Regions from separate parts of the Homo sapiens genome. Here all the other regions are linked to region 4. Evidence: chromatin loops called from intact Hi-C (ENCODE). Cell type or tissue: endothelial cell of umbilical vein. All regions are shown on one strand.

Evidence for each region. Peaks named below come from ENCODE experiments on the same cell type or tissue, not always from the same donor. Only the 100,000 strongest peaks of a DNase experiment are listed, where the experiment ranks them.
Region 1: a loop joins it to region 4, with 4 times the contacts of the local background. A loop is called at or near these places in 2 of 110 quality-filtered maps.
Region 2: it touches region 4 in a loop (4-fold over the local background); 3 of 110 quality-filtered maps call a loop at or near these places.
Region 3: it touches region 4 in a loop (10-fold over the local background); 11 of 110 quality-filtered maps call a loop at or near these places.
Region 5: it touches region 4 in a loop (9-fold over the local background); 13 of 110 quality-filtered maps call a loop at or near these places.

The regions. Positions count from the first base shown.
Region 1 is chr7:115,353,775-115,358,774 of GRCh38, reverse strand. No RefSeq gene overlaps it. Among named protein-coding and RNA genes, the nearest start is that of LINC01392, 120 kb to the right of the region's middle. In endothelial cell of umbilical vein, a CTCF peak has its summit at 2,409 (motif pointing left); no DNase peak of the experiment used is centred here.
Region 2 is chr7:115,852,112-115,857,111 of GRCh38, reverse strand. No RefSeq gene overlaps it. Among named protein-coding and RNA genes, the nearest start is that of TFEC, 180 kb to the left of the region's middle. In endothelial cell of umbilical vein, no CTCF peak of the experiment used is centred here; no DNase peak of the experiment used is centred here.
Region 3 is chr7:116,120,190-116,125,189 of GRCh38, reverse strand. It overlaps a transcript of TFEC not described here. Among named protein-coding and RNA genes, the nearest start is that of TES, 88 kb to the left of the region's middle. In endothelial cell of umbilical vein, a CTCF peak has its summit at 2,000 (motif pointing right); a DNase peak (open chromatin) is centred at 2,039.
Region 4 is chr7:115,907,938-115,912,937 of GRCh38, reverse strand. No RefSeq gene overlaps it. Among named protein-coding and RNA genes, the nearest start is that of TFEC, 120 kb to the left of the region's middle. In endothelial cell of umbilical vein, no CTCF peak of the experiment used is centred here; a DNase peak (open chromatin) is centred at 2,187.
Region 5 is chr7:114,863,489-114,868,488 of GRCh38, reverse strand. No RefSeq gene overlaps it. Among named protein-coding and RNA genes, the nearest start is that of MDFIC, 56 kb to the left of the region's middle. RefSeq lists a silencer at 2,675-2,814. In endothelial cell of umbilical vein, a CTCF peak has its summit at 2,750 (motif pointing left); a DNase peak (open chromatin) is centred at 2,718.

The sequences.
Region 1 (5,000 bases), 550 kb after region 4:
AGCTTTTCATAAACATGTCAATATGAAATATAAGCCTTACATTTTAAAAACAGTTGAAAAAATACAGCAGTGGACTTGGAGCCAGGAGCTCTGTCTTTGAATGTCCAGTCTTCATTTACAAGGTACATGACCTAAGTCTGACGTTGGGTCACCCTTCAAAGCCTCAATTACTTCATCTATAAAGAAGGGAATTGAACTAAATGATTTCTAAGTTTCTTTCCAAATCTAAGTATTAAATTCTTTTTACAAATAAACAATCTTTAAGAAAGTTTAAAATGGGGTGGCGGGAGTTTTTGAAGTATAACATCAAGATAATTAACCCATTTATTTTCTGTATTTTATGTTTTAAACTATACACTTATCTATAGGAAAATTGGGTTAAACAAACTACACATAGAACATCTAATTTTTATATCTATGAATTTCACAATGCTACATAAATTATTGTTCACATTCCTTCTAAATCTTACTTAGGAAAGAAGAGAAAAGCCTTCTTTGTGCATAGCCTGTTAGATACTTGGCAGGTAAAAGATAATGGGAAGCCCCCTGACCCAATCACAACCGTACTCCTGTATTTCCAAAGCTGATTTAATTGAATAACTTTTAGGATTTAGATGTAGTTCTATGATGATCTTTAATGTAAAGTATTTCTTTTGAATGATCTTTATCTTCTATTTAAATGAACTTGACGTGATAGCTCTTGTAGCCTGCCAAGGATCCAGGACTTACACCAGACATCCTGATCTTGTTCACACTTATGATCCAAGGATGACATTAATTAGGAGATTTTGGCTCTCTTCAGAGTGGTATTCTAGGCACCAGGTCAACTGTCTTCCCCCAACCCACTCACCTCTAGCATAATAACAATTTGAATTATGTTTCTCATAAAAGGAGGCTGGCTGGTTCACTAATTGTTCTTTGGTAATTATGCTGCAAATGGAAACCCCCAACATAGAAACATATATTCAGCGTTTGAACTGAGAGTTTGTATAGACTTTTCCACACCCTATTCTAAAGTTTCACTCTCACTTTAATTACTAACTTCTACTTGCCTTATAACATCCTAAATCCAGTCTCTGATCACTATCACCTCCTTATTGTTTTATAACCCAGTTTCTGCCGTTAATGGCATATATTATATCTGAGAGCTGCACAGAGCAGTGAATGTTCTGGTTACCCTTGGATTTATAGAGATTTACTCAAACTGCCGCCTGGTCTCTTGACCTGTCAACAGTCAGGGGCGGATCAACAGAACTCTTCTCTTCACTGTGGGTTAGACAAAAGCCACTGACGAAATTCACTTCCAACCACATAAAGTTCAAAGGCACTGGCCTGAGTGGTCCAAGTGTTTATTCAGGAACATGTGGATCTGATGAGTGTGAGGAGATTGGTGCAGTATGGCTCAGATGCAAGTCATTGAGTATAATTGATTTTTAATGGGCTGGCTACCTGCCACCAGATGTTCATCAATTAGGTACGCTTTAAAAATCAACACAGCTGCTTATTTCATGCTGACTATCCAGTCGCTGAGGTATTGTTACATAGAATAAGTCATATCCGTGCTGGGTGATCTTACTTTTTTTGCTCTTGACCAGTCATGATCTAGGCCTACAATTATTAATAGCATCTCCTTTCTCTCTCTCAAAATGTCCTGGTTTGAATAATAAATCACATGGGCATTTACCTATTTGTCACACTCTTTCATGCACTGTACAAAGTAAATTAGACATAGGTCTTGCCCTCTAGCATCAAATAATTCATGTTAACATCATACAAAAAACAGGTCTTACCTCTGAAAATCATTAAATTTCAGCACTAACAGGAACTTTGAGATTGCATTTAGTCTAATGCTTCTTAAGAACTGGTTTGTGAATTGGTGAATTAATCTTTACCAACTTGCTTCTGCTTCTCCTGAACATATTTGCAAACATCATCTCAATGTCCTCCTTTGATTCTTCCTTGCTGTTTCTCTCAACTCTTCTAGACTCTCTCTGGGGCTACCTTATTTCCTCATGTGACTAGTAAAGCTCATGTCCAGGGAAGATCTTTCTCTCCTTTGAATCAATGTCTCCTCTACAACAATCTGATTAAATGACCTTATTGTTCATTATATTGGAATGTACAATCACTTTTAGGTAAAAGCAAATATCCATCCTAAAATATTTTGTAAGATAATTTAATTTTGTATCTATAAGGAAGAAGACAGTGTTTTTATAAATGGATTTTCTACCATCTTAGTTATGTTATTTTGTTTATGTTATTTTGTATGAGAATATTAAAACTTTTTTTAAAAACTTTTAACCCTCTTCATGCTACACTGTGCTATTTTAGATAAGTGTCGACTGGATAATTTTGACTAGGTCTAGCCCAGTCCCTACTTAGGAGACCACGTTTCCCTTCTGAATCTCCATTGATCTCCAGGAAGTATTTGCCCTCTAGTGGCTGCAGGCTCTAATATTTAGCACATATATATATTTTTTACTCTTTTTAAATTTAATTTTGATATTTATCAAAATAATAGTTATAGAGGATTTAAAAAATCATATTCTCCTAATATCTGTAATGAAATACAGAAGTGCCATTTCCCATGGCAATCACTTTCAATCTTTTAGTTATTCCTTTTGCAGTTACCTTCATATTCCTAAATAATGTATTTAACTTGCTATTTTTAAAATTTTTTCTATTTTAGAATTTTTCTTCTTTTAGAAGGGGAATTTTTTTTTTGCAACAATCCTCTCACAGACATATTGTCTTTGTTCTCACAATTTTTGGTTAATTTGGTTCTCAAAATTTTTGGTTAATTAAATACCACAATTTTTGGTTAATTAAACAATCAGGGTCAATACTAGGTTATGACTTGGTAAATTTTGTTAAAGTTTGGCTGGGTAGTAAATTATGATCATATTTTCTTTTCTAGGCAATCTTTTCTTATCTCAAAAACTAGCGATTATCTTGTTGTCTCTTCAGTTTTAATTTTGTTTGTTTAGTTTTCTGTGTATCTATCATAAATTTGGCAACCCTAACTTTCTCCCAAACCTATAAATCTCTCAATTCATTCTTGGGTAATCTGTAAGTTCCTTTTTATGTTGCTTGAAATAGCCTCACGAAGAGTTGGTCCTCCTATTCCAATCTGTACCCTCAGGAAGAAGGCTTTGCTGTTGTTGCTATGGTTGTGTTTTCTCCTCTCATCCAGTGTCACTGTTGATAAATCTAACGCCATTTTGATACCTGTCCTTTTGAATGTGAACTGCTTATTTCACTCATTTAGCTTTGTTTTCTTCCACACTGGATACTCTTAGCTGTCTCTCTTTAAACCTAGCATTCTGAGATTTCATAATGATGCCCCCTGCTATAGGTCTTATTGCATTCATTGTGTTCAAAGTTATTGGATACTTTTGATTTGAAATTTACATTCTTTGTGTCCAGAATTTGTCTTTAAAATGATTTAACAGATACTATCTTTCCCCCTTTTTTCTCATTCCCTCTTTCTGAAACTTTAATTAGGCAGATGTTAAGAAAATTTGGAGACTGAATCTCTAATTTTTAAAATATTTTTTCTTGTTACATCATCCTTTTAATATTTCATTTTAATATTATCTGTTACTGTTTTACTTATAGGGACATTCCAATTTTTATCTTAAGAAATGCATATTTGTATTTTTAATGTCAAATATTTATTACATCATGATGTCGGAGTTATAGGTAATATTTATTGATTTGTCCTTCACTATATTTTTCTCAAATATTACACAATGTAATTTAAAAGTAGGTATGCAATCCATGTTTGTATATGTGTGTATGGGCCTGTGGGTATGCATGCATGCATGCATAAATTCAGGGTCATATTAAACTATTGATTTCTAATTTTGTACTAGTATCCTATAAGGTAACTGTATAACTCTTTCAGTGTTTTCATATTCAGAGTTGATAAATAACTCTGTCCATTATTTTTGCTTTATAAATACCTGTGCAATAAATATGTACAATATGTTATTAATCATTTCCTTAGATGCATTTCTAGACTGAAATTAATGGATAAACTGTTATGCATGTTTTTACGATTTTGATACAATTCCAAATTGATATACAGAGCAGTTACACAATACTTTTTAGCTTTTTATGATCAACAATTAGTTTATACATATTTCCAGCCTTTTACATTTCTTCTTTCATAAGTTATCTAGCAACATTACTTTTCCATTTTTCTTTTTGTGGCGGGGACTCTTTTTTAAAAGATATTTAATAGTCACATCTATACCCATTCTCTGAAATGCATGTTGCAAATGCACTTTATTCTAACATGAAATATTTTGGTTCTTAGTTTTGATGTTTTGATTCAAGTGTTTCTGATTTTTTTCACATGAAATAAAATATGTTGATGGATTTTGTGTTTTTTATTATATTTATATTTACACTTTTTTTAAACTTGACCTCTAGGACACCATTCTTTAATTCTTCTACACCACACATTACACATCCTCACTCTCTACTGATTTCATTTTAAATTTCATGTAAATTTATGACAGTAAATATTCTATAGGCTGAAGACACCCGTATTTTTATCTTTAGCTCCAACTCTTTTCTGAATTTCAGTCTCATATATCCAGGAGTGCCCTGGTTTAACAACCAACTTTTAGAAAAAAAGAACACATGTATAAATATACATAAGTTTATTATAAATTTTACTGATATAAAATGTGTGTAGCACATAAGTTACAAACAATAATGAAATAGACAATAATGAAATAGACAATATTATAATTTCTAATTTTATATAACCAGTTTATTCTCATAAAATATTTCTCTTTATTTTTGCTAAACTTTTGTATCCATGGTAAAATTATGACTGCAACTGATAAACGAGTGTAGCTGCAACATGAATATTTGTTGGTATTTTTATTTATATTAGCAAGTAAGACAGAGTGCAACAACAAAAACTTATGTCAGAATTTTTTTTTTTTTTTTTTTTTTTTTTTTAGATGGAGTCTCGCTCTGTTGCC
Region 2 (5,000 bases), 56 kb after region 4:
TACTAGTTCCCTCCTGCCCTTTTTTTTTTTTTTTTTTGAGATGGAGTCTCACTCTGTTGTCCAGGCTGGAGTGCAGTGGTACACTCTTGGCTCACTGCAACCTCTGGTTCTCAGGTTCAGACAATTCTCCTGCCTCATTCTCCTAAGCAGCTGGGATTATAGGCATGTGCCACCATGACAGGGGAATTTTTATATTTTTAGTAGAGACGGGTTTCACCATATTGGCCAGGCTGGCCTCGAACTCCTGACCTCAGGTGATCTTCCTGCCTCGGGCTTCCAAAGTGCTGGGATTACAGGCGTGAGCCACTGTGCCTGGCCCCTCCAGCCCTTTTTAAGAGCACTAATCCATTCATGAAAGTGTCCTCATGACCTGATCATCTCCCCAAATCCACACCTCTTAGTAGTATAGCATTGAAGATTAAGTTGCAGCATAAATTTTGAAAGGACACAAACATTCAAACCATAGCAGACCCTGTACTTATACTTGCACTTTCTCTATTTGTTGACATTGTACCACTCTCTGGATTTTTCTCTTACATAGTTTTTCTGCACTCTACACAATTGGATCCTTAATGTACATGTATTGCCTCTCAAAGCTGCATTTTTATCAGCATCCTAATAAAAACGGTCATTCCTCTAAGGCAGTGGTTCTCAACTTTTAACCCATGTTAGAATTATCTAAGGCAAGCTTGTCCAATCTGTGGTCTGTGGGCTTCATGCAGCCTAGGATGGCTTTGAATGCAGGCCAACACAAATTCGTAAACTTTCCTAAAACATTATTAGATTTTTTTTGAGAGTTTTTTTCTTTTTAAAGCTCATCAGCTATCGTTAGTGTTGGTGTATTTTCTGTGTGGCTCAAGACAATTCGTCTTCCAACATGGCCCAGTGATATGGTTTGGCTGTGTCCCCACCCAAATATCATCTTGAATTGTAGCTCCCATAATACCCACATAATACCCACATGTCATGGGATGAACCCAGTGGGAGGTAATTGAATCATAGGTATGGGTTTTTCCTATGCTGTTCTCTTGATAGTGAATAAGTGTCATGAGATCTGATAGTTTTATAAAGCACAGTTCCCCTGCACATGATCTCTTGCCTGCCACCATGTAAGACATGGCTTTGCTCCTCCTTCATCCTCCTCCATGATTGTGAGGCCTTCCAGCCATGTAGAACTATAAGTCCATTAAACCTTATTTTCTTTATAAATTACCCAGTCTTGGGTATTCTTCATAGCAGTATGAAAATGGACTAATACACCCAGGGAAGCCAAAACATCGGACACCCCTGGCCTAGGGTATTGTTAAAAGATGCACCTCTCCTAGTCCCCTGCCCCTTGAGATTCTGATGTCCTAGGTCTGAATGGCAGCCCAGGAGTGTTCCCTTTAGCCATCATTCTAAGTGATTATGGTGCAGGTTTCTGATGGCTACATATTGAGAAATACTGTTCCTAAAGAATCTCATCCTAGCTTTCTTTTCATTAAATTAAGAAGTGTACCAGGTGATTTTTTTCCTCTCTCTGATTACACAGTTTACATTATCTGTTATTCCTTTCTAAATTGACCACACTGATTAAACACTTACCACTATATTGATTCACTGGAATTGGTCTATTGATAACATGCATTCTATGATTACACTGTATTCTCAAGAGCTCTCATTTGCAAGCATGAAAAACCCTTTTGAATAAGCCTGAATGCAACAAGAAATTTATTAGAATGGTAGTAGGCTATCTCATGTAACCAAACCAAAGTGAGTGGAGGGCAAATGTCCAGGACAACGAGTCCATCATTCTCTGTATTTGGCCTTATATATTTGTTTTTGGTGCAAACTCACTTTCTGGTGTTTGGAAAGATGGTAATGAGCTTCTCTAGAGTTATATTTCTTATATATCTAGAAAATACTGGGTAGTATTACCTATGGAGGGCTCTGACTGGCCCTGTACATCAGGTGTTCATCTCTGCTTTGGGGTATGAGGCCTATAAGAACATGTCCTCTCCCATTCAAAACACAAGATTGGATTCAAAGATGGGCCAAGTGTTTCCCAGAAGAATAATGGTTCTGTCCTCAGAAAATAAAAATATCCTGAGTCACAATAAATACCCACTGGATTTTCTGACACATCTGTATTATGAGACAGATTCTCATAATTTGTCCTTGCCCTTATGACTTGAATGAGAAAGTACTGATTAATTCAGTCAAGAACTTATTAACAAGTGACTAACATCTAGAAATATGACCCAAGAAACACTCTGACTAAAACATAAGATAATGTCTCCCTCTGTTGCCCAGACTGGAGTGCAGTGGCATGATCTCAGCTCACTGCAACCTTCACCTCCCGGGCTCAAGCAATCGTCCCACTTCAGCCTCTGAAGTAGCTAGAACTACAGGTATGAGCCACCATGCTTGGCTAATTATATTTTTTACAGAGACAGATTTTTCACCAGGCTGTCCAGGCTGGTCTCAACCTCATAAGCTCAAGCATCCACCTGCTTCGAACTCCCAAAGGGCTGGGATTACCACACCTAGCCCATGTTTTCCTACTTCATCCTTCCCTCTTCTGCACTCGATATCTAACACACTTCTATGTATGTACACTCATGTGCACACATATACACATACAGGCACACTAATAAATATACAGGCACACTAATAAATTCAATGATAAATGCCAAAATGTTACAATAAAACGTTTCAGCATTCTAACTCTTTACCTCTTTTCCGGCTACCATATTTAATTTATATTTTCACTTAAAGGTATTGATTAATTCAATTAAGAACTTAACTCCGAACTTTGACAAAGAATGGCTTTCATTTTCTCTTTCAAAAATATCTTGAGAGTGGTGATGTTTTATTGTTTAGGTTTTTCTTCACAGAGATAACTAAAAACAAATTATTTCTGCCAGTGTACAGATAAAACTGTAATTCTGCTTGATTATGCCATAATTAATTTTGCAAACATTCCTTAAATCCAAAGATACAGTTCATCTGTTCAACAGTAACTGTTTGTATCTTATTTAAACATTTTAACTTACCTCCCAGTCACTTGGAAGCTCCAATGGTATAATATAACGCACTAGTTAAATTTACTTGCCAAGTTTACATTTTAATACTACTACATAAAATAATTTAGAGCTATAAACTACAGAATTTCCTAGATAAACAACAGTTTATAAATAACTCCAGAGAATGGTGTACTTGAATTAATAAAACAGGCATTCTACTACTACTAGGGATGTAATAATAATTGAGACTTTGTCTTTGCCTTTGTATTTAGTAACAGAAGCTCTCCCATAGATTTCATTTTGTACCTTTACAGCTAGAATTAAATCTCATGACCATTTCCAAATTCCAGAGGGTGTGAAAAGCCAAGCGTTTCTCTTAATAGCATCAAGAGCAAAGGAAGGCAGGGAGAAGGGAGTTGAAATGGACATTTAGTGAGCTGTCTCATCCTATCAGCTACATGGAATTTACCTGGAAGACAGATTTTTAATCTGCAGACATGGGCTTTCTAATTGGCGTTGTTTCAGTTGCTCTGCTTTCTTCCTTGGGGTTACATAAAATTTCTAGAAATGGTACTGAGTTTGTTCGTTGCATCAGCCATCTTCTCTAGTATCTCTTCAAGTCCTGAACTTCTTTTCTGCATTTTGGCCAAATTTTTCAAGACCGTGCTTCTCATCAACTAATTTTAAATTTTTACATGATTATTTTTTAAATTCTGGTCATGCATTCTTAGTTTCCTATTGTTGTCTTGTTGTCACTATTCTCTTAAGTAATAATCATATTTTTTTCTTTAATAAAGGTTCCAGTTCAAAGCTCTCATCCTAATCCCTCAGTTTTTGGAAAGTTATTTATGCTATGTAGCACTAATGTATTGATGTAGAATGTCCTACTTCCATTTCCTAGTTGTTGTGTGATTAACAGTGGTTTAGGTGAATAGAAAAAACCCCTAGAATGTAGTATATTAAGATATTTTCAGTTTTGAAAAACATCCATAATACTTTGCTAATGGCAAGCTAAACGTAACTTAACTCCAGTTCTTCTCTGGCTTCCTCATCCATTCTTGCTCTGTGGTCTCCTATAACTAGTTATTTCTGAATGAATATTAAATAAGAATGAAGGAAGGGCAGAAAACAGTGATGTTGCCACCTTCATTCGTGAAGAATTAAGTGGATGGACAGTTTGGGGGTTTGTACAGCTCATGATTCAAGGCTTAGACAACAGAGAATTGCAAAACATCTTCCTGCTGTTTAAATTAATGGACTCCATTTCCTAAGGTTAATATACTACAGAGTATAGATGGGTGTTTCTCAACATTTCCAATGGTGATTTGTTATTCAATGTTACTTTTCAATGTTATGAACTTTTGTTGTTTTCTGTTCTTCCTGGGCATTTGGGTATAGGGCTGGAATGGGCTGTATTGGGGAATGCTAGTCAAATGCCATTTTATGCTAGCAATCTCTTCAAAGATGATCAGAAAGAAACTCAGAGGTAAGAGGAAAAGGAGAGCAATAGAGATGTATGTACTGATTCTGCACCTCCTGTGAAATCCTTCTTGAATGATACATATTTTAAGGTGTAATTTATATGTTTGTGAAAATTCAAAGTTAATGAAGAACATAAAATACAAGTCAATGCTTACATGTTTGACTATGTCTTGGTCACAGATTTTTTTAAAAGGGCCTCCACAATCCTACTTAAGATGCTCTGAATCACTAGTCTATTTTAAAATGTCCTCCACATTTTCCTTAACATTTTTATAAGCAATTTTCATTGTCTTTATTAGTTCCTCCTTATTTAAATTTTTCTTCTTCATTCTTTCTTAAAGACATTTTAAAATGAGCTCAATATATCAGCCTTCTTAGTGCAATAATTAATTCTTTGCTTCCTCTCATTTATTAGTTACCCTATTTTTTCTTCTGTTTCTGTCTTCCCCCGATACATCGGTTCTACACTTTTAAATTCTTCTTATAACAGATCGAGTCAGAGTTTTTTTAATT
Region 3 (5,000 bases), 210 kb before region 4:
TTATACTTCTTTCATCAAGTAATTTCATCTTTATTGAGGTACCTGCTGTCCATTTCTTATTATACTCACTGTTGCTGAGGGCCAGTTGAGTAATGGATTTACTTTGTACTCACAAAACATCTTATAACATCTTTCTAATTGTGGGCCTTCAGTATTTGTTGAAGTATGAAAATTCAGGCTGTCTGCATAATATGTGGTATAGTTTCTTAAAAATTAATTACAGAATTATTATCTATTGAATACATGTGGATCTTCTCACCCTAGTAAGATACTTGAGGATATAATGCAGGCCATTTGCATTCTTTGTTTACCTCTACCATAGCTTGCACAGTGCCTTGCATACATAGTGCTCTTTTATGGTAAAACAGCAATATATACAGCATAGAAGTAATTGTCCTTCTATGATGCCTTTGAAAATGTCAGTTTGAAAAATTGGGGGAAAATTTACATAGGAGAAGCATTTTCTTTCCTCTCCTCAAGATAGAGTCAGTTGCTACCCCTTAAAATAGTCTAATTATTTTACTGGAGACCTAGTTATAAAACTACTTGCAGTTGCACTAGAAATAGAATTCTGGTGACACTTAATGAGATTTTTCAAGTTCACATTACTTATTCTGCAGACTTCTTCATTTGAGTAGATTATTTAATATTTTATTTGTTTTATTATTCACATTTTAGGGGTAAAATATTTCCATTCACATTCAAAGTTGGTTGAATTATACGCCAAAGTTTGATTGCATAGAACTTTCTCCCAGTCTTGCTATTTCCAGTGTGCAGTTGCCTAACGTATCTGTAATTCACATCCCTGGAGCAGATTTTATGCTGCTGCCCAAGAAGTAAAACTTTGTCCTACCTTAGAATGCAAGTTAACATTTCATTACCTGTTTAATAACAATTTCTTTTTTCCCCCGTTTTTCCCTCTCTTTGTCTGAGTGAGCTCCTTTCACTGTCTGCACCCAAAGTAACTATATTCCATTAAAAACTTTCGTGGTTATATTATACTATATGTTTTGGAATATGTTTAAATGTATCCTGGCATTTTGGGAGATAACTTTTCAATTTGTCACTGGCATTTTACATAATAAAGGTGGATAAAATTAATCTTTTTCCACTCATGGAATATAGTTCCAGCAATCTTTCCCCACTCTGTACTCTCCTTCTTCTTTCCTTGTCACTTACCCATAGACAACTAAAAGTCCTTTAATTGCAGGAATTCTAATCTATCCATTTCTATATCAGTCATTTATTCTTTGAGCTCTTGTGTTATGTTTAATATCATGCTAAGATTTGTGGCAGATATAGACACATTTAAACCATGGAACTTCCTTTGCAGACATAATACTTATAAAACAATTAGACAATAATTAAATCATAAACTTGGTGTTAATAACCATGAATGTAAGAACTTAGAGAAGAAGGAAGTGAACATGATAGGAGTAGTAGGGGAAAAGTTATGAAAAGGTGGAATTTGAGTTTGATAAAAGTACTCAGAAATAGATAAAAAGGGCAGTTGTGTTTGAGATTTGAGTGTGGTGAAGCATCAATAAAGAAAAGTACCCAGTGGGCAGTCATTATGTTTGCAAAAGTGGAGTGTGGGGATATGCGGGTTAGACCAGGCTTGATATAAGTGACAACAGGATCCACGTAAGCATTCAATTTTTTTTTTGTAGGGAAGTGGCATGACAAAAATGATGTTTAAACCCACTATTTCAGGCAAGACTCAGAAGGGCTTGTGGTGTATCATAAAAGATGAGGAACTCAAAAGATGACAAAGTAGCTAATTGCAAAGATTAAAGGTAACTGCAAATAGAATGCTTTCAAGACAAACTAGAATCATAAACTAAGAGAAACTGACTCAGAATGAAAGAAAAAGGAGAGGTTGGATCCAAGGGACAAAAGGAGAGGCTTCAGTGTTTCAATGTTACCTTACGTTCTTGCAACAAACCCCCAATATTTTTGAATTTCAATGCATCTTGTTCAAGTGCAGTTATCTTGCTGGGGCCACTAGGTGGTGATCTTTGTTAGTTGGTAACTTGTAGTTTTTTAAAAAAATGTGAGTTCAGCAATTGCTTGTTTTTGTTTCACACAATCCCTGATATATAACATTCATAACTATGGATATATGTTCATTAATGTTTTCCTTTCTCTGTTTTTTTCTTTTTGATTTGTACTCTCAAGTAAGATGGGGGGATTGGTTAAAAAAATGTAGATCTCAGTTCTCACGCTTGTTTGGCTACTTGGCATTTCCCAACCCTGGGCACTGCTCTAAGGGAGAATGAAGCGGGAAAGGGCATCTATTACATAGCTGACATTTATTGTAGTCATCCACTAGAATTTCCACACTAACACCAGTGTTGGCCACAATGAGGAAAGTGGGGGGAAGGGGCATAGGCAGCTGGGCTAAATAATCATTCACTTGCCATCACCTTGTTCCAGTCGTCCTTAACCTTCATTGCTTCTACTTGCCCTAGAACCTCATCTTCTGCTTCTTATATGCTGGAGTTCATATGCTAAGCCAATGGTTACTTCCTCCAAGTTGAAGAAAGCCTGCTACCTGGCAGATAAAAAGGAATATAACTTGCTAAAGGGCCTGGTACATAGCAGACACTGCCAATGCTTGTTGAATGAGTGATTCAGTGATGAATGAATGAACAAGCATCACTAATGCAGTAGAGGGAAGAGATGTCTTGGTCCCAGAATGCTGAATGCATGTTTCCATGGAAATCTTTTAAAACGTGTAGTGTGCTGTTCAGTGTTACGGGAGCAGGTGTGTATGGCTTACCTGATTTCTTAGACCCCACTTACATAGAAACCTAACCACCATGGCTAACATTGCTCCATAGGAAAATGCTTTTTGAGTTCCAAACATTGAACTTATTAATGAACTTTTGCTAACCTGTGACTTTATAACAAGTTCTTATTAAATGAAATAATAGCACAGTTCATAAAAGTCACTTCTGAAGTGCTTAATCACAGTAACATGTAATTAACAGTAAAGGCTTAAAGTGCAAACAGGGGTCTTATCTATCCAAACACTTTTTTAATGCCAAGTTTCCTGATGATCTTTAATAAACCCTTGCAATTGTAACAACAATTACAATTTCAGTGGCTTCAGTAAGTCTGAAGACTCCTCCATAATTTATTTCCAACATTTCCCTGTAGAGAAGAAATTCTGGGCACCTAGCTACAGCTATACATTTGTTACCTGTTCGGAAAATTAGGTTGTCAATTCACTCTTTAGTAGAAGAAAGGAAGGTTATTTCCTTTCCTCCCAATAGCTACATTTTAATGAATTTTTTATTTTACTGATTTATTCTTGAGTGCTTTTTCCTTTCCATTTGACCTTTTGGACCAATCAGGGCTTTTAGCCAAGGATCAAAGGAATTTGAGTCCTGGCTTAGGCAAATCCCAGACTCATTTCTTTTACCTTATTTCCCTGTCTTATCTCTATCTGAAAAAGATAATCGTCACATAATATTAATCATTTGGCACCCTGACCTCTGAAATAGTGAGTCTGTAAAACAAAATTTCTGGATAGCAAGTCAATATATTTTAATGCCACTATGTCTTAAAATAGTAATTTGCTTCTATATATTTATTTTTTGTTGAAGTGAAATTCACATAACCTAAAACTCACCATCTTAACTATTTTAAAGTGTACAATTTAAGGACTTCCAGTACATTCACAATGATGTCAACCATCATCACTATCTAATTGCAGAATATTTTCGTCACCCCAGAGAGAAACTCCGTGTCCATTAGCAGGTACTCCCCATTTCTCCCTCCTTCCAGCTTCTGACAACCACTAATTGGCTTTTTGTTTCTATGAATTTGCCTATTCTGGACATTTCATGTATGTGGCTTTTGCAATATGTGGCAAAATGCAGCTTTCTGTATCTGGCTTCTTTTACTTAATGTAATATATTCAAGGTTCATTTATGTTGTAACATTAATGGTATTTTATTCCTTTTTATGGATGAATAATATTCCATTGAGGGTATATACCTCATTTTGCAGATTTATTCATTCATTGATAAACATTTGGGGCTGTTTTTACTTTTTTGGCTCTTATGAATGATCCTGCTATGAACATTTGTGTATAAGATTAGTTTGACCATTTGTTTTCAATTCTCTTGGGTGTATACTTAGAAGAGCAATTGCTGAGTCACATGGCAATACTCTAACTTTTTGAGCAACCTACTTTTATTTTTACATATAATAATACTGGTTATCCTTCTGAAAGTTATTAGGTAGGGTTTTTTATAGAACCAGTAAATATTACAGGCACATGATGCATTGGACTGGAACACAATTTATTAGCTCTTATAGCTTTAATCAATAGTTGAGGCCCCAAAGACAGAGTTATTTAGATAGTGAAGATATAAAATGGCATTTCTTCAATCAAAATTACTGAACTATACCTCTCCCTATTCTGTGCTTTCATTCAACAAATATTCTTTGGGTCCCAGCAGTACATTAAGCACTATTTAGGAACTGTGAACACAGGCAAAAGACAAAACAAATTCTATGCTAATGAAACTATGTTTAAGAAAGCAAATAAATAATTTTAGATATGCATAAGTCCTATGGAGAAAATGATGCAGGGAGCTGGCATGCAGTCTCTATCACAGACTGTAAGGACAGTGCTTCTCAAATTTTAGTGTGCATGAGAGTCATCTGGGGATGTTATTAAAATGCAGATTCAAATTCAGTAAGTCTTGGGTGGCGCATGAAATTCTGTCTTTCCAACAAATTCCCAGGTGATGCCATGCTGCTATGAATGGGCAGAAAAAGCCTGACTGAACTAGTGACTTTTCAGTGAAGATGTGAATGTGGAGTGTGCATCAAGAGCCATCCAAGTCAAAATCTAGGAAAAGAAAATTCCATGGAGAGAAAGGAGCTTTTGCAAAGGTTCCATGGAGGGAGAAGTCTTGGTTATCCGAGAAAAAGTTATATGGAATAGCAGCCCATCTTCTTCCCTGAAACACAGGGGTTCTACA
Region 4 (5,000 bases):
TCTTCCCCAGTGATTTGCTCTCAAAAGAGAAACATGAAAGTCAACAGTAAGCATATAAATATTAATAATTAAGACAGATGTCTGCAACTCACCTAAAATAAGAATGAAATTCTACTTGCAGAGTTCTTTTCTTTCACACACATGTGTGTGTGTCTGTGTGTGTGTGTGAATGAAGCCCTCAAATATGGCACAATGTGGAGAGTGGGGAGCCATTTGCATTTCAGTCCCTTGGCCAAACCAAACTGTGACTTTTCTTCCCCCACTGAGAATTCTGGAAAACTCTGAAGACTTTGTTTTTACCTTTAATCTCACATCCCTAGGTGTTTATGAAAATTAACTTTTTGTGGAGCAAGAAGGGTGAGGATGGGAAAGAGTGCAAGGAAACCATTCAGGCGGGGCATATGCTGACAGAGTCAGTGTTCTACGGGGTTAGGGGAGATAGTTATAAACGGAAATGTGCAGTTTCACTTAAAGAACACATGGAGACCTAGGAATGTGACTCAATTTCTTTTAAAGAAGAAATAATCAGAAAGGAGGGTGGATAAATATGTTTCCTTATGCTTCGCTTTCATGGGAAAAATTCTTTTAGCCATTTTATTTATTTTTAAATATAAACAAAATAATCTTTTCCAAAGCCTCCAAAATTTAAAGCTGTTTTACTTTTTCTGAATAAAGCTCCATTCTAAATGGGAAACAAAGTTTGTGTGACACCCTCTAACTCCTTTCTCCACCTTCCCACCACCCTATTACCAATTCTTATTTAAGTGGCTGCCAGCCACAGGCCCAAATTTGAAGAGATTCATGAACTACACTATTTCAGAATAATGATGTCCTATTTTATAGGATGCTCAGACTTTGGGAAGAGTGAAAAGATGGAACCTCTTCAGCATTAACTGAGATATATTAGTATTAGGAATATAAGGTCTGTGAATAACCTGCCCTGCAAATAGGCTCCAACATTTCATAATCCTGAGGAGAAATTGAAGAAAGCGTTATCAAATACAATAGGCAGAATTAAAAATGGATAAGAAAACTAGGGACTGAAACTGAAAATAAAAACAGCCTTACAAAATACTCTTTTCCTAAATTTGGATGATACAGCTGAACAATAATAAACACTAAAGCTCTATTGTGGTTAATTTTTAAAGAAGTATATGCAACATTTGTCATTATTATAGAATAGAATTTCAGAAATTGTTATTGTAACTGGTTCCCAAAGCTGTATTTCTTAACAGTTGTGACCATATTTCAGTGCTGAGTTAACCCTGTATGCTTGGCTTACTAACTTCTTTCACTTTCTTCCTTATGCCTGGAGCACTTTTATAAGTCACGTGGCTCTGGGTCACAGTGTCTCTCTGAACTACAGTCGTTTGAATTAGAAGTTATATTACTACCTATTCTAAAAACACAATGAGTAGACTCAGATTTCTCTGGTATTTAGCGCTAGATCTTTAGTCAGAAAACATTTTTTAATTTTCTTATTTACCATTAACGTTGTTTAAGGCAGAAAATTTTTAATAAGCAATTAACATTAGATTATACATCAGAAGATGAATTAAATGCAATTGTATGGAGAACAAGAGAGGACTAATCTTCTAAGGAGTGTTAGGCAAATGAAATACTCCATAATCCAGAAGCAACGGTTTTCTTGAAATAACCTGTACGTGGGTGCCTCTCTATTCTGCGTATCATGGACTTTTTTGCTGTTTTCCTTATAAATAATTCTGAATTAATATTAATGTGTTTTATTATTAAATTTATGATTGGTGGGAAAGTGGAAAGTCCTTTTATTCCTGGCCTCACAACCCCCTCCACAGAAAAGTGCTTTGAGAATTTTATACATAAAAAGTTACTTACAATTTAAGTAACGCTTCCATAAACAAATAAAGGGCTCAAGTGCCTAGAAAATGCAGTGTCTCCAAATTCTGGCTGCCCCCTTTACAAACCTTGTCTTTCTTCTTAAATATCTGTAACTTGTTTTTCAAAATCTGATATCTAAGGAGTTACATCTCTCTCAAGCACTTTGTTGGCTCCACTCTGAAAAGCGTTATTTGCTTGGACAAACAGCATGTTCTAAGCATTAGAGAGGAATTTAAGTTTTCTGCTTTGAGGACACTGCCTTAAATAGCATTTGTGAGTTCCGTTTTTCAGATGAAGCATGAACAATAAAACCTCTTTCCAAGGGACTTACATTTTTTTCCACTAGAGGTCTCTCTCGTAACAGCTTTCCTTTTGTTGGGCTCATTAATTATTTTACTCAAAGGAACAATTCTACCTTTTACATTGGAATGCCGCACTTAACATGTTATGCTAGAGAAAGATATAATACCTCCTTAGCTTGTTCTCCTCCTTGATAAGTAGATATTAGGTTGACTGAATGAATCATCTTGGATATTTTATTACACAATGGCTACACTTTAGTAAAGAAGTTTGAACTTTCACCTACACTTCCAAAAGTCTCAAAATTTGACCAGTTAAAACAATATGCTAAAATAAATGTGCTTTATCAATGAGCATTAAATGGTCAGGCTTTGAACTCTCCCGAGAACATCTAATATCCAGTGTCAACTTAGATCATGTAATTGTAAGCCTGAACCATTTTACATTCATGTCTTTCACTTTTGCAGTAAAACACACACACACACACATTTTTTAAAATTTGTGTAGGATTATTTAGTGTTTTGTTATTTCCTGTTCTAGTCCTTGAACAGAAAATAGACTATTAACTTTGGACAAATCTATAGTATATTATAGAGTTTTCTGTTTTTAATATGTGTTTTCTGAAGAAAATACTAATTAGAAACTGCTTTTTCCAAAAAAAAAAAGAAAAGAAAAAAGGCTTTTGCCATTAACTCTTGTGAAAAGACCAGGAAATTTAAATAATTTTTAAACAGATGGAATCTAAAATGAAAATAATGTAGGATACTCTCAAAACATAATATAAAATTGCATTGAACAAAGTACTGCAGAATAAAAAACACTGACATCAGTCACAAAGCTATTAAAATATTCAGAAAACCCAAAGAGTGTTCAGGTTTGAGGATGGAAGTAAAAAGACAGAGCTGTGTTCTTGACACAAGAAATTCAATGGGAAGATGTGAAATGTGAAGAAGCAAAGGAACACCTAGCAAATCAATTTTAGTGTTATACTGAAGGTAGAGTATGTCTGCATGAATGGATACAGTGGCTAAGCACAGAGCAATACTGTATAATGAAAAAGGGCACGAGGAAGTGAGGAAATTTGACAAGCTGCAAAATGTACCACAACCTGGCCAGGAGAACACAGACCTGTCAGACAACAGTTTTGAGAATCAGAAACTGTACTATAATGGGAGCAGAAAATAGACAATGCATTATTGACATTATTGAAACTACTCTGCTACCCAAAGAATTTACCTGATACTTCCTCCTCCAAGTGTAATTGATTAAGCAGTTAAGCACATGTTTTTCTTTCAACACCAATTCAGACATATCAGTGTATTTGCTGATTACACATGTAACAACTTCAAGTATTTTAACTGAATGACTGATCAATTAATGAAAAAAAATCAGTGAAATCAAATAATGGGATTGACTAGAATTTTTTTTTCCAGGAGTGACTAAATTGAACAGACATTTTTCCAAAGTTCTAGGTTCTTTGTGTTAGTGACAGGAGCTTCAATAAAAGCACATTCAGGTGAGCTGTTTGGGCAGTTCAAATGGCTAAGATGATAGCATACACATCACAGACTCGTGGAATTTTAGTTCCAAAAGGAGTCTCAGAGACCATTTTTTTTCATTTTACAGTTGAAGAGACTTATTCAAAGAGGTTAAGTGACTACTGTAGGACCCCTAAATGACTGTATTATTCTGGTAGATGAGAAGAAGTCCTAATTGTTTAAAAAGAAACAAACAGCAGCTTAGTAATATTGCATCCAGAGTGTATACATCACGGAGATATGTAGATTCTAAATGTTTTGAAGGTGAAAAACATGCTAATGTTATTTTCTTATGGAAAAATTTATGTTTTACAGAATATTCATTGTCTCATTTTAAGGGAATGTGAAAAGAAGTGCTATCTTTAGGAAAGATGGAGTCTTAGAATAGGCATTCAATGCAAGAAAGTTTTTTATTTTTTTATCTATCAGTGGACACTATGCTCCTTAAAATATGTTTTCTTAATGTTTCTGTTTCTAACTTAGGAACTAATATTTGTGGCTTCCGGTAGTTTTTTTTTTTATTTAATTCAACATCTTCTAATTAATGAGGATGGATTGACCCAATCAATAACACCCAATTAGACTAACGAAATTAGCAAATTTAGAGCAATGAAAAACGGTTCTATGTGATAGTTTTTCTTTTTCTTTTTTTTCTTTCCAAGACAATTTGTTGACATTAATTCATAGTCAAACTTGTGAATTTCAGAGTATAATTTTGAAAAAAGAGATAGTAATATAAATTGTCATTAAAATAAGGAAGTTGACATTTTCTACAAGATAAATTAGAAATGAAGGAACATTTTTCTTTTTTCTTGAAACGAATAGCATATTGCATCTTTACGAGGTCCTTTTTTTACATATCTCCATATACAGGGTAGTTGATGACTACATTTCTGTAGGTTTATCAAGGTGCTTTTATTCAGACAAATTATTGGCATCCTGATGTTGAACATATCATGGGCAAAAACCCATTATAAGCAATTTCCAAACCTTAAAACATAGCATTACATTTCTTGTCTCAGTAACCCTTTAGGTAAACATTATGTGTTTTTTTCTGTTAGTTACTAGGGAATTATAAGAAATGCAATTGATTTGATACAGTTTATTTTAGATTTCATTGTAGTTTTAATAATTAGAATACTTTGAATATGGTTTGGAGTAAGAAAAAAAACCTTCAATTCCCTCCAAAACATTTTTGCATTTCTTTCCTCTTTTTTCATTACTTCTCCCTCTATCTTTTAATCATTTTTTAAATTCCTTTCTCCTTCATTCTCCTGTGACATTTTAGAAAGTTATTTGCTT
Region 5 (5,000 bases), 1.0 Mb after region 4:
AACTAAACTTGATGTTGTGTATATGTCTTAGAGATTCATTTTTCACAATAGCAAAATAGCAATTAAAAGATCTAAGTCCTACCTTAAATAAATTTATTTATTTATTTTTTATTTTTTTTTTATTTTTTTTTTAGATGGAGTCTCGCTCTGTCACTCAGGCAGGCTGGAGTACAGTGACACAATCTCAGCTCACTGCAACCTCCACCTCCCAGGTTTAATTGATTCGCCTGCCTCAGCCTTCTGAGTAGCTGATATTACAGGTGCATGCCACAATGCCCAGCCAATTTTTGTATTTTTAATAGAGACAGGGTTTTACCATGTTGGTCAGGCTAGTCTCAAACTCCTGACCTCAGGTGAGGCTAAGGTCAGGAGGCTGACCACCCACCTCAGCCTACCAAAGTGCTGGGATCCCAGGCATGAGCCACCACACCCAGCCAAATTTGTTTATTTCTGATGAATTCAGATTTCCCCAAAATCTTTTGTAATAAGGAAATGCTTCCTTAAGGAATGTTTAGCTTTCTGCTCAACCACATAGGGATTTGTACAACCCTATGTCAGTCTAGCAGCTTTGTACAACCATATGGGGTAAGCATCTCCAATTATTAGTCTGTTGGCTACAATATCAATTAATTAATATAGATAATCAATATACATATTAACAGCTGCTAGTCCTAAATACTGAGGATTTAAGGCTAAAAGTCACAGGGTGTAGCTATCTGAATTATGTATGATGTCTTTTTTTTTTTCCAAAATCACAGGTATCTTGACTTCATACAAGACCTACTACTCTATGCGAGCAGACCTGCCAATATGTATTCTTTAACATTTCACTGGAAGTCTAATAATGACTTGGGTTTGGAAATCACTGATTTATAACCTAGCCTTTCATAGTAAACCTTCGAGCTCCCATCTATTTTGCAAAAAAATCAATGAAGAAAACAAAGCTAGAGAAACCACTGACTAACCCAAGGAAAAGGAAGGAAACAAAGGATAGATGACAAAAGAGAAGAAGGAGGGCACCATGAAAATGCAGCAGAGCTGCCCAGTGCGTGTGTGTAATGCATGTGTGTGTGCATGACTGTGAGTGTGCATGCGTGTGTGTGTGTGTGTGTGTAATGAGACCGATGACATTGTATGGAGGGGGAGCAGGAAAAGAGGCATGCTTTGAATCGATCATAGGCTGAGGAGAAACAGAGCTCTCTTTTATGCGAAAGTAATGACAAATTCCTGGCCTTTAGCTAAAGATACTGAGAGAAGTGGAAGTATAGGGAAACTGCAGGAAGAATAAAATAATGATCAACTTGGGAGTTGAATAGTTTAAGACAAGAAACTTCAAACTTAAATGGCCATAGGAGTTAGTTAGTTTGGAGTCCCCAGCGTCTGTGAGTTCCATCTTTATGTTCATGTGCACCCATTGTGTAGCTCCCACCTGTAAGTGAGAATATACAGTATTTTATTTTCTGTTTCTGAGTTAGGTCACTTAAAATAATGGCCTCTAGGCCCGGCGTGGTGGCTCACGCCTGTAATCCCAGCACTTTCGGAGGCCAAGATGGGCAGATCACCTGAGATCAGGAGTTTGAGACCAGCCTGGCCAACATGAAGAAACCCCATCTCTACTAAAAGCCACAAAAATTAGCCAGGCATGGTGGCAGGCACCTGTAATCCTGGCTACTAGGATTGCTTGAACCCAGGAGGCGGAGGTTGCAGTGAGCTGAGATCACGCCAATCACTCCAGCCTGGGCAACAGAGCCAGACTACATCTCAAAAAAAGAAAAATGGCCTCCAGCTCTATCCATGTTGCTGCAAAGGACATGATTTCATTCTTTTAATGGCTGCATAGTATTCCACAGTGGATATACACCAAATTTTCTTTATCTGGTTTAACTGCTGATGGACACTTAGGTTGGTTCCATGACTTTGCTATTGTGAGTAGGGCTGCGATGAACGTATACATGCAGGTGTCTTTTTTATATAATGATACCTTTTCCTTTGTATAGATACCCAGTAGTGGGATTGCTGGTTCTATGTTAGCCGTTTGAAAACTTTCCATACTGTTTTCCATAGAGGTTGAACTAATTTACCTTCCCACCAGCAGTGTGTAAGTGTTCCCCTTTCTCCACATTCACGCCAACATCTGTTGCTTTTTAACTTTCTAATAATAGCCATTCTGACTGGTGTAAGATGATCTCATCTTTAATTTGCATTTCCCTGATTATTAGTGATGTTGAGCATTTTTTCATTTGTTAGTTGGCCACTTGAATACAACACTTTTAAAGGCGATGTCTTGTTGGGTCCCAGCTTTTACATTTTGGGGGTTCTTTATAGATTTGTAACTCTTTGGTAATATGCTTAACCACACCTCAGATTAAAGGGTAACTTTCTAGATTTGATCCAGATAAATTCTCATGTCACTATTAGGATTTTGTGGGAAATAGGTGCCTATTGTCCAAACATGAAAGTTATGGTTCTGAGAATACAACTTCAACTTAGAGAGACACATAAATCTCAACACTGATGTTGGAATTTGGGGGAAGAAAACCAGATTTATGTAATGTTATGTATAATTTTCAAAATTCAGTTGTAAAGTTGTAAAATCAAAACTAATTTTAACCTCAACCTCTATGGACATCTAGTTTGGATAGAGAGATGTCAGTGTTGGAGCTACTCAAATTGGTTTAGGGATGCTGCCCCATACAGCCACAGAAATGGAAGCCCTGGGACATGGCTGCCCTCTTGTGGCTTGCAATTAAGCAAGCTTTGGAACCACTCACAGTGGCTTCGCTCTGCCAGAAACCAAAGAATTTTAGGCAATATTGTGCCTGGAATAGGAGCAGAGACTTAAATTTCTGGGTAGTTCATGGAATCCACATGTTGAAATCATGTTAGGCCCTGAATGTTGAGAAAGCATGGGCTTAAGTGAAAGTCTATTAGAAGGATTTCCAACCTAAAGTGATTGTGACTTGATTTCCTTGGAAGACTTCATTTAGAACCAAGTGTATAGCAAAGTGGATAGAAATGGGCATTTATAGCTGCAAATCAATAAAGAGGTAAAAGTACTCCATGTCTGTGTTCACTATAAGCCTTTCATTGGCAGGCTTAGAACACAGCTTAAAGAACAAGTCTTGTTCTATATAAAAGTTGAAGAAACAAATTGTAGTCAAGATTTATTAAGCAATGCTGGACATTTTTGTAACCTAAAGAAATCTCTCCAATTCTTTCTGTGCCTACCTTAGTCATACACCAAAACCAAGTTTGAATGATGGAGCTCAGGGCCAAGACACTGGGAAGCATTGGGCAGGTTGGAGGGGTGTTCCAGTCTAGCAGTTTTGTACAAGCTGATTCTCCAATCTTCAAATAGAATTCCCCTAACCTTAGAGCCATCCCAGCTTTAGATTGAAGACTGAATGCCCTAATTTACTTTTATTTTGCGTGAATGAATTATAATGAAATTCTCTGTATGTAACTATCTAGTTGCTTCTAGCATTCTGTAGACACCAACCATAAATAAAATTAATTCATTAATGATGTAAACTGGGTTTAGAAAAAAATGAGTTGTAATTGTTATTTAAGGGATAAATAAGTGAGAGGCTTATTTATCCTCTCACTAAGCGAGAGGCATCAGAGAAGCTGTGAAGGCATAAAAATGTTGGAGGAAAAAAGAAGGAATTTAGGAAACATTGCAGTTAGTTACGAATTAGAGTGCATTTTATTTTCTTGAACAGATACAATGAAGATCTGAATTCTCTCCTAGTGCTTCGGTCAAATGTAAGACACAATTTTAGAGTGTGTATCTAGGTTGTAGAAGATTTACTGAGTTCCAACTGCTTTGGGCAAGCACTGGATTGGGAAAGTACTTCACATATATTACTCCATATCACTTTCAAAACAACTTTACTAAGATGAGAGGGGTAACATCCTCAGTCTCTCTCCTCTATTAAGTGGCATAATCAAAATTTGAAGCTGGGTGTGATGGACTCTGTGGCATATGTTATTTCTACTACATGGGCAAATCATGAGTCATTCTCTGCTACGTATGTTTTTTATTATGTTTAACTAGGAGCAGACTTTCAGAAGCAGCTGACAGTAGCTATTAATTATTGTCAGAAGTAGCAGCTTAGTAAAAATTATTTCCATCTATATTTGGTAAACATTATTATTCAGGTAAACAATACTAAAAACCTAATTCAACAGGCCAATTCATTCAGCTACTTTGGCTGCATTTTGTATCTCACTCATCTTGATCAGCTACCATGATAAAGCATTTTTCAGAAAACTAAACATTTCATAGGACATATATAAACTTATTTCTGGCCAACTCACTTCCATTACTAATATACGCCATTAACATTTTTTCAAGACTAAATGCCTTTTTCATGTTATTTAATAAAGCAATGACACATGTTGTAACAAGTATTTTTTTTCAAGGGCTGGAGTAGATTTAAAGTTCCCTTTAAGGAAAAATTTGATCCTTCCGAAAGGTACCCTCTTTGCCCTCTTCCATCTAGAAGTGGGCTGGCCTTTTAAAGGAAAGTACATTTTAAGTTCTTCACCTTTTACAACAGAGTAATAATTCTGCATCACCCTTATCTGATTGGTAAAGCTTATGGATCTCTTTTAATTTAATAAGACAAAGAAATCACCCATGAATTGATTTCAATTGCCAAAGCTTATGTGAAATTAACTATCCATTCATCTCTCTAGATTGTCTAAGATTTATCTCTCTAATGAGATGCATCACCGGAAATCAACATGGCTGCACACTATTCTTGCATTTCCCTGAGGCAGTGTTGGTTGAGCATAGGGTATGTATAGACCTGAGGTCATATTCCAGCCTCTCCAAATGTTAAATGTGTAACCTTGAAAAAATTAATCTCCTCGAGCCCAGTTTCCTCACCAGTAAGGGAATTTTAGAAATTCAGGCTGGTTCAGCAAACAAATTTAGAGTACCTGTTAGGAATCATATTTTGTGCTGCAGTTAGCTGTACAAAGTTTTATTCATT